Linked DNA regions of Mus musculus: region 1 is linked to region 2. A link is a loop called in an ENCODE intact Hi-C map of the cell type or tissue named here. Cell type or tissue: heart. All regions are shown on one strand. Each heading gives the region's core, and the rest is flanking DNA. Links, peaks and the distances in the headings are about the cores only. Region 1 holds the start of Secisbp2 (SECIS binding protein 2). Region 2 holds the start of Gm33041 (a long non-coding RNA gene).

What was found. A loop is a pair of places that touch in the nucleus more often than their neighbours do. Peaks named below come from ENCODE experiments on the same cell type or tissue, not always from the same donor. Only the 100,000 strongest peaks of a DNase experiment are listed, where the experiment ranks them.
Region 1: a loop joins it to region 2, with 2.6 times the contacts of the local background. A loop is called at or near these places in 6 of 42 quality-filtered maps.

The regions. Positions count from the first base shown.
Region 1 is chr13:51,650,247-51,658,735 of GRCm38, reverse strand. Cks2 (CDC28 protein kinase regulatory subunit 2) reads right to left here. Exons shown (of 3, transcript NM_025415.3): 3 at 8,074-8,399. The coding sequence ends at 8,347. Secisbp2 (SECIS binding protein 2) reads right to left here and starts at 7,028. Exons shown (of 17, transcript NM_029279.2): 1 at 6,916-7,028; 2 at 5,981-6,129; 3 at 4,101-4,350; 4 at 3,496-3,637; 5 at 1,626-1,855. The coding sequence starts at 6,951. In heart, for the core only: a CTCF peak has its summit at 3,899; DNase peaks (open chromatin) are centred at 4,615 and 7,065; H3K4me3 peaks cover 2,035 bases; H3K27ac peaks cover 1,257 bases.
Region 2 is chr13:52,219,693-52,228,181 of GRCm38, reverse strand. Gm33041 (a long non-coding RNA gene) reads right to left here and starts at 5,314. Exons shown (of 4, transcript XR_382371.3): 1 at 5,222-5,314; 2 at 4,971-5,061; 3 at 3,689-3,910; 4 at 205-442. In heart, for the core only: a CTCF peak has its summit at 4,270 (motif pointing right); DNase peaks (open chromatin) are centred at 4,671, 5,611 and 5,701; H3K27ac peaks cover 1,771 bases.

The sequences.
Region 1 (8,489 bases), core at 246-8,245, 570 kb after region 2:
GGATATGTAGCACTACGTACAGGTGACCTTGACATAAAGGTCAGTCCCTTCCTGCTACTGTCCCAGGTGGCCCAGTACCCTGCACTACTTCGAGGTGCTTACAGAAGCATGGCACAGCCACTACGGAATTCAGCAGAGGCCCTGGAGACAACCACACATCTACTAGGTGAACTGTGACTTGGACTATGACTTTGATGCAGCTAGTAATCTGCCGTACTGTACACACTGCAGTACGACAACACTGTGTGATGATACAATTAGGGTCCAAGCATAGGAAATGCAACAGAATGGCCTATTTTCTCATGTATCAGCCACCGGAGGCCTTGAAATCTCTGTAGAAGGTGCCTAAAAGAATGCCAAAAACAGGAAGAGGAAACCCCTTCTGAGAAAGGGGAACAGGAATGGGTGCACGGCTTTATCCTCCCCTCTGCTCCCATGCTGTCTGGTACCCTTCTCTCCCTTGGGTAGGAATCTGCCACACGTCATTTTAGGGACTTGGCTTATGGTTGGGATCTGAAATGCCATCCAGAGGGGTCTGTGTTTGAACACTGTGGTGGGACTGTCTGAGGAGACTGTGAAGCCTTTATGACATGTAAACTAAATGTTGAAAGGAGGTCACCCTTTCTGAAGGTTACACTTGCTTTCAGTTAAGATGTGCAGTTTCCTGTCCACACAATGTGAACAAGCCACCATCTTATATCCTACCACACCTTCCTTCCCATTTTGATGCCCTGTACCCTCTGAAGCCAGGGGACAGCTATCTTCCCTCCCTGTCTATGTCAGGTATCTTAGTCATAGCTAAGTAACTAACAAAATAATCCAACACTTTAATTCTCTAGAATCATGAGACAGTCTTTTTTAATAATTAAAAAAAAGTTTAATTTGGTGGACTGTAACAGACTACTGCAGTGACCTCTGCTAAATCCACTGTTAATAGTGCAATAAGACAGAGATGTAAGGGGCTGGTGAGATGTCTCAGCAGGTAAGAGCACTGACTTCTCTTTTGAAGGTCCTGAGTTCAAATCCCAGCAACCACATGGTGGCTCACAACCACCCGTTGACGCCTTCTTCTGATGTGTCTAAAGTCAGCTACAGTATACTTATGTAGAATAATAAATCTTTATTAAAAAAACAAAAAACAACAAAAAAACCCCAACAGAGATGTAAGTAAAAAGCATAAGATTTAAATATTACTACTTTGGTTTTCAAATGCACCATATTTACTTATTTGTGATTGGGGGTGGTGGTATGCAAGGGCCACCTTTGCAAGCGCTTGTTTGGAGGTCAGTGGACAACAAAAGGTCACTATCTCTTTGAATGCTGGGAGACTGCAGTACTAGAAAGGGTGCTTTAAGTGGAACTCAGAACCTCTTCCTTCTGAGGCACTCACTCCCCTAACCTTTGAGCTGCTAGGGTTAGAAGCAGCTCATCAGATGGTCCTTTAGAAGACAGCAGCACTAGATGGCACCACTGCTACCATCAGGCTGGCTGGCCCAAAGTACCTTTTCCCTAGCAGTGTGGCTGGTCTTCATGGACCACAGTAGGTTTTTACACATCAAGCGTTTGAAGTGATACAACGCCTTTGTGTGCAGACAGCAAAAACACAGACAGGCCCTTCTACTCACCTCTACCATATCTGCGACGGGCTTGCCGACGTCTCCTAGGAGAGGCATGTTACTGGCAGCAGGGCCAAGAGGCCCCCACCTGGGCGGCTTCTGTGTCTCTGGCATGTTACTGTTCTTTGGACTCTGCAGTTCAGGAAAGTCTAACCTACTAAACTCAAATTCAGGTTTAGAGGTAGATGCACTCTTCGCAAGGATTCTGGACTTGCGGTCGGGTCGCTTGTGGTAACCATCTGTAATTACAAAATGAAACGTTGGGATACTGTCAGGATGTGCCTTGTTCATTAGCACTCAAACATGAATTTCAGAGAAACCAGGGCTGCAGCAGGCTGCTGTTAACACAAGCTCGCTCCTCCTGCTCACTGTAGCAGCACTGGATACAGATGACAGCAGGTATCCACCAGAATAACACTAAAGCTGGTGAAACCAGCCAAGCCTGACTGCACAGCTGGCCACCTTAATCACTTCTGAGCTAGGCAAACTTCAGGGGAGTCTCACAGATTTTCAATCTGTGAGTAATTAACTCCCCCTTTCCATCTGCAAGAGCAAAGTGGATGGAGGTCACTGATCTCAGCCTCTTTCCCATACTTCAAGCCATGGATAGTGAAGTGACAGCAGTATCATGAAGCCTCTCATAGAGTTCCAAGGCCAAAGCTGGGACACCTAACACTCAAAGTTCCACTTTCATGTGCCAGGTGGGTCATGAGCAGAGTAGATGAGAATAGAAACATTTCTTAAACCAAGTGATAGAATTACACACAAGTTCATAGAGCCAGTTAAATACACACACACAAAGCTGTTAGCTGGGTGTACTGGCGCACACCTTTTATCCATTTAGGAGGCAGAAGCAGAAAATCTCTGTGAGCTCAAGGCTGGCCAGGTCTACAAAGTGAGTTCCAGGACAGCAAGAGCAACGCAGCGAGACCCTGTCTCAAAACAAAACCAACAACAGCAACAACCGAAAAGAGCAAAAGCTGTATATCATCGTAGAGCTAGTTGTGGGGCTGGAGTGGTGGCTGCTCTTACAGAGGACCCGGTTCAATTCCCAGCACCCACGTGGCAGCTCACCACCACCTCCAAATCCAGCTCCAGGATATCTGACACCTTCACCACATACGCATGCAGGAAAAATACCAATGCACGGAAAATAAAAACAACTCATTAAAAAAGGAAAGAAATAGTTCTTTCTGTGATCAAGCAGTAATTTACAGATGAGCAGATGCAACTGGGAACACGGCTCAGCAAACACTCTGTAAAGACTCGAAGCATAAGAGATCTCAGAAATATCTTTTCCTAAGCATAATGCTACATATGCCAATAATCGCGAAAGTTAGGAAGCTGAGGTCGGAGGCCCAAAAATCCAAAGCCAGTCTGGTCTCTATAGTAAGGCCTGGTCTCAAAACTAAAAACAACATAGGTGCCAGGTAGACTCCTAGCCTTCAAGAAGGTGGAACAGAAAGTTTTAAGCCAGTAGATGGATGTGTAGACTCCGGGAGCCAGAGTGCCCAGGTCAAGGTTCATTCAGCATGGGACTTTAACTATACTTACACCTTTGTGCTACTTCCAGTGTCCCCTCGAAATGAAGAGGCACGTTCAGGAATGAGCATGGACACACGCGGTACAAAGACTACGGTTGTGAAGCTTGAAGTTACCACCTGCATGCTGTGTGATGGTTCTAACAGGCTAAGGAACCTCTGCCTATACAGTGCAACACACACCACACTCTAACAACCCACCCCAGGTCTGATGGCCTCAGCTAGGCCAGGTTCCAGGCACATTTCTTGGAGCCGTCATGATGAGTATGCCCATGGGAATGGTACTGATTCGGGAAAGTGGGACAGCCTGCCATTATACCAGAATTTGTCGGCTTTACCAGATTTCAAACTGCTCTCAGTTCGAGAGGACAGGTGACTGGACCCCCTGGCTGGTCTCGCCTCACAGGGCACCGCATTGTCAGCCCTTCTGCTGCTTGACTTTTGCTCTTCACATGCTCTTCTCTCATCAGAGGGTTTTTTCTGCAGGAGAGATTTAGAAAAAAAACACACACACACAAAACTATGAAACACGAAAACTACTACTGGGGCTGGAGAGATGGCTCAGAGGTTAAAAGCACTGACTGCTCTTCCAGACATTCTAAGTTCAATTCCTAGCAACCACATGGTGGCTCACAACCATCTGTAATGGGATCTGATGCCCTCTTCTGGTGTGTCTGAAGACAGTGACAGTGTACTCACATACATGAAATAAATAAGTCATCAAACAAACAAACAAAACAAAACTCTGATAATGAAACTTTAACACAGCAAACCAGTAAGTATTCACAATTCAAACATTTAAGAAAAGAACAGACCAAACCGTTTGTAAAAAGGCTATCACCAAAAGGTAAGCAGTGCTTAGCTATCAGAGGACACACTGACTTCTGACACTGGCAACAAGGACTAAGAGGAGGAGCCGCACCCTGCAGCAGCACTTCCTCACCTTAAATACACCTTTTGCTTCCTGAGGTGGAGGGCACACGTGCTCATGCCGGGGCTTTGCTGTCCGAAAGCCTGGGTGACACCGTGCTTGGCTGTAGTCGTACTGCAGGGTTGGCACTGAGCAAACACTCTGTGCGGACTCTAGGGTGTAAGTGGGATAGGCAAAAGGATGCAGCGCTATCTCAGAAGACACGTACTGTGCTGGAAAGGTGGGGGCTCCGAAAGCCATGTCTTCGGGATACATTTTCTGTCTAAAAAGTGTAAATTTCAGTTGCAGATTTCATAACACAAATCAAGAACATTATTTTTAAGACGCTAATTTAAACTTTTTAATATTTTCTTTTAAGGATCACTTACTTTCGCATTGGAAACTCCCCTATCAACAACCAAATGAGGGCTAGAGAGCTGGCTCTGTTAGTAAAGCGCCTGCCTGGCACATAAGCGCAAGGCCCTAAGTTTGGGCTCCAGAGCCAGTGTGATAAGCAGTGCACGGCAGTGCGCTCTGGGACTCCAACCAGAGGGGGAGCGCAGGTCCTTGAAGGTCACTGGCCTGCCAGTCTCGCTGACTGAGGGACTTGAGCTTCAGTGAGACTGCTTCTCAAAGAATAAAAGAACAATTGAGGAAAGACCCAACTTCTGCCACAGGCTTCCGCATGCAAGTGCACACATGTGCATTTACCACACATACCCCCCCCACATATGCACGCACACCCACCTACCCACCCACCCACCCACCCATCCAAACAGGACCTCTTTTTTTCTTCCTGCAAAGAATACTGCTGATTTTTTTTTTTCCGAGACAGGGTTTCTCTGTGTAGCCCTGGCTGTCCTGGAACTCACTCTGTAGACCAGGCTGGCCTCGAACGCAGAAATCCGCCTGCCTCTGTCTCCCAAGTGCCAGGATTAAAGGTGTGGGCCAAAACTGCCTGGCTACTGATAGAGTTGAACGAATGAACTAGGACCAGGGTAACAGAGCTCAACGGTAGATAGCCTTCATAAAACGCACAAGGCCGTGGCTTCCTCCTATGGCACCACAGAAAAGGTAATCTCAAGTAAAAAGTAAGTTCAGATGCCATGGCAGCACAGCAAGGGCATGCTCCCACAGTTTTGCAGCCGACTGCTGGTTTAGTACCTGACAGTGTCTCAGCAACCTAGACACAACAGCCGAAAGGCCATTCCCTTGGCTGAGGAGTTGCACTACAGCCTGCACAGTCTTCCTCCAGTCCTGCCCTTTCAGCCCCTCACATCCTGCACTATGCTGCCCAGAAGGCCAGAGTACAAAGAGGATCCTGCACACCACGGAGGCCAGGAGCCGTAAAAGATGGGCACCTTGGTAATTATTCAGTAGACTGGGGATTGACCCTGAGGCCTTGTGTTTGACAGAAAGAGCTGCACCACGGAGCTCTGTCACTGGAGACAGGGTCTCGCTAAGTTGTCCAGCCTGGCATGTTATCTATCTGATCCTTCATCCATCTGTCCTTTTCCCATTTACCCTTCCTTCTTGCCGTTTCTTTTCCCAATACAAATGTGAATTTGTTTGGTTCTGTCTTGCTTTGGTAGCTCTGAAGATCAAGCCCAGGGCCTGACAAATGGCAAAGCAGCATCCTCAGTCCCTACACGCGTGAACCAGTATCAACTGTAAACAAATGACCCTGCAACTGTACTTTCTAAGTTCCGTAGTGTCGGTCCCTTCCTGGATGAAGTTTTTGCACAGAATTTAGTCAGGCTACAGAGCCCAATCTTTGCTGGTTGAAGAGCCTCCTTTCCTCACCTGCAAGCCGTCCTGTAAGATGTTATGTATGTTTCAGTGTGTGAGGCTCTAATCACTACCTCTGGGAGAGAAACCCTCTGCATGAGGCAAGGCATCGAGAAAATACATACTCAGCTGCTGGTGGTTCCTGTACAAATGGATAGTAGGTGGCCGCACAGCCTGGGAAGACACGTGTCTCTGAGGACTCTGACCACGCCACGTTGAGCCCAGCAAACTTAGGGACGAATGGTTTGACATCAGCTGACAACTTGATGCTATCCTGAGGATGAGAGGGTGGGGATGGGCTTTAACGCTCCTGAGATTCGCCAAATGCCATCAAATACAAACCACAAGAAAGGTGCGCCATTCTGATAGGCCCATTGGTGATTACAAAGGTGCAGTGCAAAGACAAAAATGTGTTTGGCAACAATATCTCCCTGATGTTTTTATTATTAAAAAAAAAAAAAAGGTTACTGGACCTTACATGTGAAAAAAGGACAATGAATTAAAGTCGAAGGAAACCCCAACCTTGTTATATAACAAGAACCACAACTCGGAATGCTTCTGAGGATTTAAACTTGAAGATAGTTATTTTTACCTCTTCCATCTTTATACATGAGATATATAAGAACCCTGTACCTAGTGTCGCTAAACTATACCCAAAGGACGCTCAAAGTTATTATGTAAAACACACCGCTGACATTTATTGCCATCTAACTTCTCAACAAAAATCACCACATATTTCATCTGTAGTTAGTAAACCACACGGAACCTCTGAGAGAAAAATCATCCCACAGCCATGAGCCCTTGGAACGCAGAGTATGGGTTATTCTGACAACTTTTATCACCGCGTTTGGCCAATTTAGAGTGGATTTCTGGGACGGCCGGCGCGCCATCTAGCGGTCATGGCAGGCGCGGACGCGGGTGCGAGGTGCCCGAGGCCGTAGGTAGCCTATGTGTTATCATTTCGCTGGCCGAACCGTGAGAGGGTGGTCAAGCCCCCCATCCCCGAACCTCAGGCCCGGCGGCCCCGCGCGTGTGCCTAGACCCGCAGCCCGCCCCTTACCTCGCCGTCCGGCTCCCGCGGCCGCTCCGACGCCATGGCGGCCACGGAAGAGCCCGCGCCGTGAAGCTAGCGGCGCGCCTAACCAACGACTCAGCGTTTCCGCCTTCCTGCGCGGCGGCGCCAGGACGTACGTCACCGAGGCGCGACGGAGGCCTTCCCTGCCGGAAGTGCTCGGCGTCCCGGGCCTCCGGAGCCGCACGTGGAAGACTGGGGCAGCGACAGCTCTAGGGGGTGGCTTGTGGTGGGCCAGGAAGGGCGCGGCTGAGCTCTTACGTGGGGCGGGCTTGGTGATGTGACACTAGGGGAGGCCAGGCTCTGGGCGCCCGCACTGATGCAGTGCAGGAGGGAGACTCCTAGTAAGAGTGAGGCCGGCAGACCTGCTCAGTGGTGAGCTTCCAGGAGCATCTGCTCCTGTGGAGTTTCTAGTAGGATGTCATGGCGGGTGCCTGCAGGCAGATGAAGAACCTTGGAACTAAGAGGAGTCAAATGTTTAGCTATGTGAGACTTCTGCTGGGGCCTGGACAACAGGAAGCTCTCGCAAAACACAACTCCAAAATGAAACCAAGAGCACAGAAACAGGTCGAAGGACAGAAAAAGGTCGCCTGCAATGTGGGGGCATTTGGCAAACAGGCCTTGGAGTCAGTCTGTAGGGTTAGAATTAAACACCAGCCCTTTTTTTCAAGCAAGACACCAGTGCCAGTTCATGGTCAGTAGCCCTGTTAGGTCTAGTGTATCCCACACATGGAAGGCTGTGGCTCTGTAGTGTTTACTGTGTTCAATGAGAAATCACCCCTGCTAATGTCTAACTACAGTCTTGTTTCTGGCCACTCATACTTTTTTTTATGGCTATCCACTGATGTGTGCTTAATTTCTTGGTTCACACAAGATGCACGAATGTGGCACCTGAACTTTTAAGATACTTTTCTCTGAAACCACTAGACTTTTTGTAGACTTGTGGACACTATCAAGCGGTGGGTTTTTCTGTTCACTTGCAGAATCCAAAGTTATTTAGGAAGTAAACTGGCAATAAAGCTGTAATATCCTCATTTGGAGCTTAATATTTCTTTTTCAAGTATGTTTATTTTCTTATATTTCTTTTTCAAGTATGTTTATTTTCCCCAGGGGTAAAAATAATCAAGTCAAATTAATTTCAACAATGGTGATATAAATGCAATATACAAACTTTATTTAACAAAACAGGTAAAATAAAACAGGCATTTATATTAAGAAAAAACTACAAGAAACTATCTTGAACAACTTAAAACAACCCTACTTGCAGTTGCATTTGACTGAGCTCTGTTGCTGTGAAGAATACAGCGCATGCACAGGTATGGATGAAAGGTTTGTACACTTTTCAAGTATTCACTGAATACTACCTTATATACACATATACATTAAATTTGAAAAAGATTAGATGATCCCAGCTGCACTTCATTTTTGTTGTTCTTTTGGAAGAGGTCGTCTAAAGAGAAGAATATGCGGTTCTGTGGAAAGAAAATATTAAGTTCCATGTCACTATTTGAAGTATTCAAAATGAATTGTCGGTGTAATAAATAGTAAATGCGGACAAACTC
Region 2 (8,489 bases), core at 337-8,336:
ACACACACACATACACACACACATATATATAATATTTTTAAATGTTCCACATAAAAGAAAGTTGAGACTAAGAACATCATATGTCTGGTCTATATGGTCTGTGGTGATATCTCAATTGCATTTATATTCATTTGCTATGATAGCAGATTACCATGCACTTAGTGACATAAAACAGCATATATCTATCTATTGACTTACAAGGTCATAGATGGAAATGAGACTCAGGGTGTGGACATCTGACTTTTCCCAGGCTCCACTTCCTTTGGAATACCTGGGGGAAAAGCTACTTCCCTTCTTCTCTAGTCCCTAAAGGCCATCTACATTCTTGGCTTATGACCTCAGGCCTGAGTCAAAGCAGAAACTCAAAACTCATGAGTGCGTCCTCACATCTTCTCTGGCTCCGACCCTTCAGCTTCCTTCTGGAACCCTTGAGATGTTGAACCTGGAGTAAAGAGATAAGCCAGGGTCATCTCTCCATTTTGATCCTTAACTTAGACATGTCTGCAGAGTGCTTTTCACTCTAAAGGGAAATGCCTTTGTCTATTTAGGCTGCTATAACTAACTGTAAAGTGGACAACTTTGTGAGCAGCAGAGGTCTATTTCTCATAGTTCCACAGGTTGAGAAATCCAAGATGAATGTTCCTATAGTTCTCTGGTGACTGGTGAGCCTTCCTTTAGCTTATGGTGAGGGAGCAAGATGGCTTTCTGAGAGCCATTCTTTGATGGCAATGGTCCTAAGTCACCTTCCAAAGGCCCCAACTCCTAACATCATCACGTTGGTGGTTTTCAGTGATACATTCTGAGGAGACAAAGACACTCAGACCAAAACAATAAAACCATTGGTTCCATACCTTGAGACGGTTGTAAAACTTTTTCTGAGAGGCTGTAAAGAAATGTCCACTCACTCCATACAGGGCACTGATAACAGACAAAAGTTCCATTCATGTCCAGCTTTGCACACCAGTGGGTTTCCTGCGGTTCTTACAGGAGTATGGATGAGTAGCTACTTTCAGGAACACAGAAAACTCAGAGGCAGCTACCTTGCTGAGAAGCCCATTCCAACCTGAGCGACCACTCTGAAAAGCTACACCCCGAAAGCTTCTGCAGAATTTGCAGGCAGCTCCACAGGTTAGTCTTCTCTCTATAGCAGTTCTGACTATTGTCTTAGGGAGGTCCTGTAAGTTTTGGGGAATTCATGAGACTTATAAGTTGTATACATCCCAAGCTTTTTAAATCTTATTGACCTCCTGCATCTCATGAGCCCCTCTCTCTCTCCCTTACAATTCTGAGACAATTGCCACACAATAGGGATCATTACTGGGTTGGCCAGGTCTCCCTGTCTGAGAGTGAAAGGTTAAGGACTATCCAGACAGGATGTTGGAGTATCCACACTTACCAAGCCTTCTGATTTCTGGGACTTTACAGAATCATGAGCATTCTGATTGCATCCAGACCAGGCATCCAGAGTCAGAACCTTTGCCATGACACCTGAATATACATATATATGTATATATGTATATATATTCTTATTGCTCATAATGTTGAAAGCCCTCACCCCTTGGGGGCCCATTGGCAATATTCACAGTTCACAGAGTCATGAAAAACGTCTACAATTCCTTTGATACTTGGGAGCCTGCAGGAGGCAGGGACTTGGCCAAATATATTCCTACTTCTTCGTGGACCTCTATTTTTGACAAAATTTCTCAAGATGATAGTGGTGTACACAGAAGTGCATCCTGAAGGGAGACACTGGTCTGCATGCAGCCTCCTAGTGTAAAGTCCATCCGTACCCAGAGAGGGGCTGTGTTACCAAGGAGATAGAATGCCTAGGCAAAGAATTTGCTTGGGATGGGGTTCTGAAAGCTAAGGCATCTTTTCAGAGCCCTGACTGAGACACCGAACAGTGAGCAGTGAGTGCACACACACATGAACATGTGTATGCATGTACACACACACACATGCCATGCACACCACACATCACACATGCCACACACTTCTTTTTCCTTTTTGTCATGTGTCTGCATGCGTGATGAACATATGTGTGTGTGTACATGCATGCACATGTTCATGTATCTGTATATGTTGTATGTGCATGTTTACATGCATGAGGGTGTACCACTGTATGTGAGTATATGTGCACATGTGCGCAAACACATGCAGGAGTACAAGGCTGACATGGGGAGTCGTTCTTGCCGGCTCTCCATATTATTTAGTGAGGCAGGATTTCTCAGTTGATCCCAGAGTTTGCCATTTTAGCTAGTACCACTAGCTAGCTTGCTCTCGGGAATCCCTTGTCTCTGCCCTTCCAAGAGCTAGAATTGCAGATGGGCCGTGTTCACCTAGCATTTGGGGGAGTTCTGGGAATTCAAACTCTAGTCCTCAAACTCGTATGGCAAGCACTGAGCCATCTCCACAGCCCCTCGGGACCATATGCTTGGGCCTTGAGGGAAAACAGATTCGGATTCATGTCTGCAGGGCATAATGCTAGGAAAGTCCGTGTGGCCCTCTCCCTTCTGGTTCAAAATGACATCAGCTAGAACTGCTACTAAGGAAAAAGATACACAAGGGGGTACTCGCCCATCAAGAGCATGGCACGAGTTTATGATGCTAAGAATTTAGAATCATCTGTCTGCAAACATGCAAGATCCTTTAAAAAAATCATACCAAGTGTACTGGCTAGTTTTGTGTCAACTTGACACAGCTGGAGCTGTGAGAGAAAGGAGCTTCAGTTGAGGAAATGCCTCCATGAGATCCAACTGTAAAGCATTTTCTCAATTAGTGATCAAGGGGGAAAGGCCCCTTGTGGGTGGGACCATCTCAGGGCTGGTAGTCTTGGTTCCATAAGAAAGCAGGCTGAGCAAGCCAGGTGAGGCAAGCCAGTAAGTAACATCCCTCCATGGCCTCTGCATCAGCTCCTGCTTCCTGACCTGCTTGAGTTCCAGTCCTGACTTCCTTGGTGATGAACAGCAGTATGGAAGTGTAAGCCGAATAAACCCTTTCCTCCCCAACTTGCTTCTTGGTCATGATGTTTGTGCAGGAATAGAAACCCTGACTAAGACACCAAGGGAACTCTGAGATTATCCAATAAAGCAGAGGGCCAACCCCAAAGGACCCCCAGCTGTGCCTCCATGTTCTCTTGTTCCCTCAGAAATTCAGACATGATACTGGTCTTATACATTCATATTGAAGTGTTGTGAACGTGTGTGTGTGTGTGTGTGTGTGTGTGTGTGTGTGTGTGAGAGAGAGAGAGAGAGAGAGAGAGAGAGAGAGAGAGAGAAAGAGAGAGAGAGAGAGAGGTCAACATCAGATGTGATTCCTCTGAACACTGCTCACCCTCTTGAGGGGTACAAAGACAGGCTTTCCCACTGGCCTAAACTCTCTGATTCAGCTAGGTTGGCTTTCTGAACCGAGAGACACAGGTCTGTCTCCCAGCACTAGGACTTTAAGGGTTCACCAACCTGCCTGGCTTTTTAACTAAGCATTGCCCACCCCCCACGCCCGCCCCACAGCCAGGGACCGTGCATATTAACCATACAAAGTAGCACAGAAAAGGACACAGGAACTTGCCTCTAATTCCCAAAGCGTGGAGCCTGCCAGAGACAAATGGCGAAGGCTGTTTGAAGGCTGTTTTAAAGCTAATCTGCTTGCCCCTGTGTTTTTGAGTTGTTCATTTGAAATGTGCAATTACCTGTCATCATGGGAGAATCTCAACATGGAAACACTCAACAGGAGCCGAGGCAAAAGAAACCTAAGAAAGCACAGATCTTAGACATCAAACAGACAGTAATTCTCCTGGTCCTCCTGTACAGTCTTACATGCCACCCGTGAGTAAACAAGGCTCTGCCTGTCACTCTGTCATTTGTGACACACGCAGTCCTCTTGATTTAGAAGTCTTCAAAGCAACAGTGTCCTACCACAAAAAAAAAAAAAAAAAAAGTAACAAAGATCACAAGTAACATTCCCAAAGTGTCTCTCTAAATCCCTTCTCTGAGCCTTCAATTAAAGGAGAGGGCCGTCTGGATGGCCGAGGCTGCAAGTTCAGCATGCGGTCATGGGGTGAGAGCAAGGCGCGCGCGTGCGCGCACACACACACACACACACCTACCTGTACACACTTATAACCTGTGATTTATAGAGTTTAAGAAACTGGAAGAAACATCCTATTAAATAAAGGTTGTGTGAGGTATGTCAAAATACAACACAATCTTTTCCCTAAATGGAACCTTCTGGTTCTTTGGGCTTTAAAAGATAAGCAGTTGCCCTTTGTCCAAGATTTTGACAATTTTGAACCTGCTCATCCACATTTAAACCTCTGGGGGGCAGTAGAGGTTCACAGTTGAAATGATACTCTGTGTGTGTGTGTGTGTGTGTGTGTGTGTGTGTGTGTGTGCTTGTGTGTGTTCATTAAGGTGTGTGTGTGTGTCCACATGTCTGCGGTGTCTATGTGTGTGCACCCGAACATGTGTGCACATGTGTATTTATATATGTGTGCATGCACACAAGTGTGTCTGTGGTGTGTTCACAGGGTGATATACCTAGCAGTATGTAAGTATGATGCATTACAGATGTCCTCATGTGTGCTTGTGTGTGGAGCAAAGGTGGGTCAGGTGGTGGATGGCCTCAGAGCTGCAAGCAGCCTGTGAGCTGAGCTGACAGAGCTCAGGAGAGCCAGAAAGATCATGGCTTCTAGCCAGTGCCATGTTGGCCAGAGCCAGATGCCTTGCAGCAAGGCAGTCTAAACAGCAGAACCCAGGAAAGTGCTCTCTGGAGCTCACTGGAATGCGCTTTTCATCCAGGGACACTTTCTTGGGGAGCAGGGGAGAGGTGGTGGGCTGGGAGTTTTTCCTTACCCCCTTCTATTGGCCCGCCAAGGAGAACTGTGTCTTCTATCTCTGAGACCACAGATCCTCCAGCTGTTTGCAGGGGAGAGATAACTGACCTTAGGCTGAGATCTTGTGAGGGCCACCTACCCTGGGCAGAACAATGCAACAGCAGCAGAGCCGCCCCCAAGCGGCCTCTCTCTTGGAGACTGTGGATGTTGATTGCTTTGTTGAGCTTCTTCTGAGAAGACAATGGGGAAAAGAAATCGGGCTTTAATCCTTTCGTCTGGACCATCTGATAAGAAGGTCCAGGAAAGGGGCTGATAAAGAAGTTTGCAGATTACAATGAACAGAAGAGAGAGAGAGTCCAGGCAGCCCCAGGTGCTGACTTCTGTGCGGACCTGTGGAGCCCCTCCTTCATTCCTCTGCAAGGCCAGACTGCACTGCCGACTTGGAGAGCCGGAGGAGAATTAAACGAGACACTCAGGGTGTCTGGGAAGGCTTTGTACTCTAAAGTGTGGGTGTGTTTCTACTGCTGATATTGGCAATGCCTGACAAGGCTTCCTGCTTTGGCCTCCTTCACTGAGAGACCAGCTCAAGCTTCTGTTCACTCCCTTTAATGGTCCTGGGGAGCTCAGACTACACCCAGGCTCTGGACAACTTGGCCAGTCCTCAGATAAAGGACTGCAGGAAACTTAGGAGAGCTTAGCCCTGGAGCTCTGGTCCCACCCAGTCTCACCCAGTGGCCTCTCTTGTTCACAGGAGTTCATTGGCAGCCTCAGGCTGCTAGCTGGGTCCTAGGGCCTTTCTGAAGGTGAGACAAGGCGATCAACCCCAGCCCTGACAGCTGGGCGTCAACACTTGCAGTAAGGGATAGGAACACAGAGAAACTTGCCCTGGGGTGGCCCCTGAGTCCTATTCCTACTCGTTTATTTATTTGGAACCAGGGAGACAGCGTGAGCTGGGGCGCACTGTTCCCACAGTGGCCTTTGACCTTGGAACAACCTGCTGCTGCCAGAGTCTCTGTAGCTCAGCCCTGAGACATGGGAGTATCCCTTTGCAGGCTGGAAAAAAATGGGGGTGGGGGGATCACCTTGACTGTGCAAGGCCTCTTGGTGCTTGGATGCTCCTGGTGAACTTGACCTCTGTCCTTAATTATTTGCGTCATGACCACACATATCCAGTTTCTTCTCACCCAGGCTCGGCCTCCAGTGAGAGCTTCCTGTTTGTTTAAACGCACGGAACAATTCCTACTAAGCTCCACAGTTCTATTTTAAGTGAAAAAGATTTTCCCAAGCCAGCAAAAGCAGCTCCACTTCTCCTATCATCTCCCCAAAGGCGGCCAAAGTACCCAAGACTTATCCAAGGTAGCCAGGAAGATTTCTTAAGAGAGGCAGCTGTTCGCAGAGACTGTTTTCAAGGAGCATCCAAACCTGATCTGGAATATTCCATTGTGCAATGGAGAGTGTGTTATCTTCCCCAAAGTGCTATTTCCAAGGATGAGCCAGTTTAAGCAAGACATAGAGTCCTCACTGCTCAGCCCACATGGTTCAAGAGTCTCTGGACCGGCCAGACTTCCCAACCATGCCAGCTATAAGGAAGACAACAGGCGAGCTGTCCTGTGATGGAGGAGGGGGAGTAGGTGGCTGCACAGCTGAGATGCATGCAGGTCTCCACATCTTCAGACAAATCATATTATCATATCAACATAAATGCTGAACGCACACATGTGCGAGCGCACGCGCACGCACACACACACACACACACACACACACACACACACACGATTCTTTCCTTCCTCCTATTCTGCCTTTATTTACTTAACCATGTTGGGTCCATCCCAAAGAACTATGTGTTGGGCTGAGGAAGGAGTCTGTTACACAAGCATGAAGATCTGAGTTAGATCCTCTAAATTCACATTTAAAAAGCCAGATGTAGAGCCAGATGTAGGGTGTATAACCCCAGTACTAGGGAGACAGAGACAGTAAACCTCTGGGATTTAATGGCCGTTCATCCCAACCAACTTGATGGGCATCAGACCAGTGAGAGAGCCTTCCTCAGTGAAAAGGTGCATCCATTTCTCTAGCAGTGGTTCTTCAGGGGTGCTGGTGGAGTAGGTTTATCTCTGTGGGTCCCATCTTGCCTCTGAGGACTGTGGGAGGTAAACCAGGACAGGGTGGTTCTCGCTGAGATTTCACACACCTTCTCAGGGGAGTCTGAGTCCTTGCTGAATGGGAGGGAGGGTCCTTTCCATCCATGGGAACCCCTAATGGGGGTTAGAAACATATACATTTGAACATATTTTGCATTCAGTTATGTGCTGGCCTCAGAAAGAAGTGCAGAAAGAGGTAAGGACAAACTGCTGCTCCAACGGATGAGTCAGCTTTCAGTCACTGTGACAAAGCGCCTGAGGCTGCCTTATAAGAAGAAAGGTTGATGGAAGCTCATGGCTTTGGAGGTCTTGCTCCATTCTCCCTTCGCCCTGTTGCTTCAGATGCTTCTCTGTGGTGATTTACACATCACACTGTAAGACAGGTGATAGGAGGCATGTTCACCTCATAGCCTTCTCTGATGGATGGCAGCCAAACCTGTAACACAGCCGTCTTTCTCACGAGTCTGGGAACCCTCTGAACCGTTCACAGCAGCAGTCATCATGGGCCCACCTAAGCTCTCGCTCAGAAGGAGTAAGAAGCTTTATGGGCTCCTGGGAGATAATAGGCCCACCAGGATGAAGGTCACTGCTCAGACATACTTTCTTCTGCCACCCAGTGCCTCTTTCCTTCCCTTTCTTATGCATGTGTGCATGTGTATGTGCATGCGTGTGAGTGTGTGCATACATGCCAGAGGTCTACCTCATGCCACTCCTCAAATGTTGCTATCCTTAAGTTTTTGCTTAGTTTCTTCCTTCTGTTCCTAGTTGTACTAGACAGGATCCTAGGACTTTGCCAAGTAGACTAGTCTGGCTAGCCCAGGGAGCTGCAGAGATTCTCTTGTCTCCACCTCCCCAGGGCTGGGATTACAAGTGTGCTCTATGCCTGGCTTTAAATGTGTTCTGGGGATCAAATGAAGGCCCCAGTGTTTGCACCTTAGCACGAGGCATCTCCCCAGATACCCAGCATCTCTTCTTTTCCTGAGGTTTGCTCCCTCTATTCCTGCCTCCCCACCCTCCCATGCTTACCTCTCCCCATCCTCCAAGCTATGAGAAGGATAGCTGATTGTGAGCCTGAGGAGCAACCCAGTAAGCATCATTCCTCCACTGTTCCTGCATCTGCTTCTCCTTGAGTTTCTGCCTTAGCTCTCTTCAGTGATAGACTATGATGGGACCGTGTAAGTCAAAAATACCCTTTCCTATCCACGCTGCTTTTGGTCATGGTGTTTTATCAGCATGCAGCAGAGAGCCAACGAGGAAAGAATCTCTAAGAAGTTTCTCCCTGAAGAAGGAGTTGGGGGTGGGGTGGAGCGGGGCAGGGCAGAATCCCTGGATGGATGGTCACCTCTCACACAGCTCTGTTGCTTTGTCAGTGACCTCCCCAGCCATGTCCCATGCCCCTAACATTCTAAGCTCACTTGTGAGCCTCACTTTCTGAGGGGTCACATGCTTTATTAAAGCTATCTTCCAGTGGACACAGGCCAGGATCCCTCAGGAGATGTTTCAGCTAAATCAAGGTT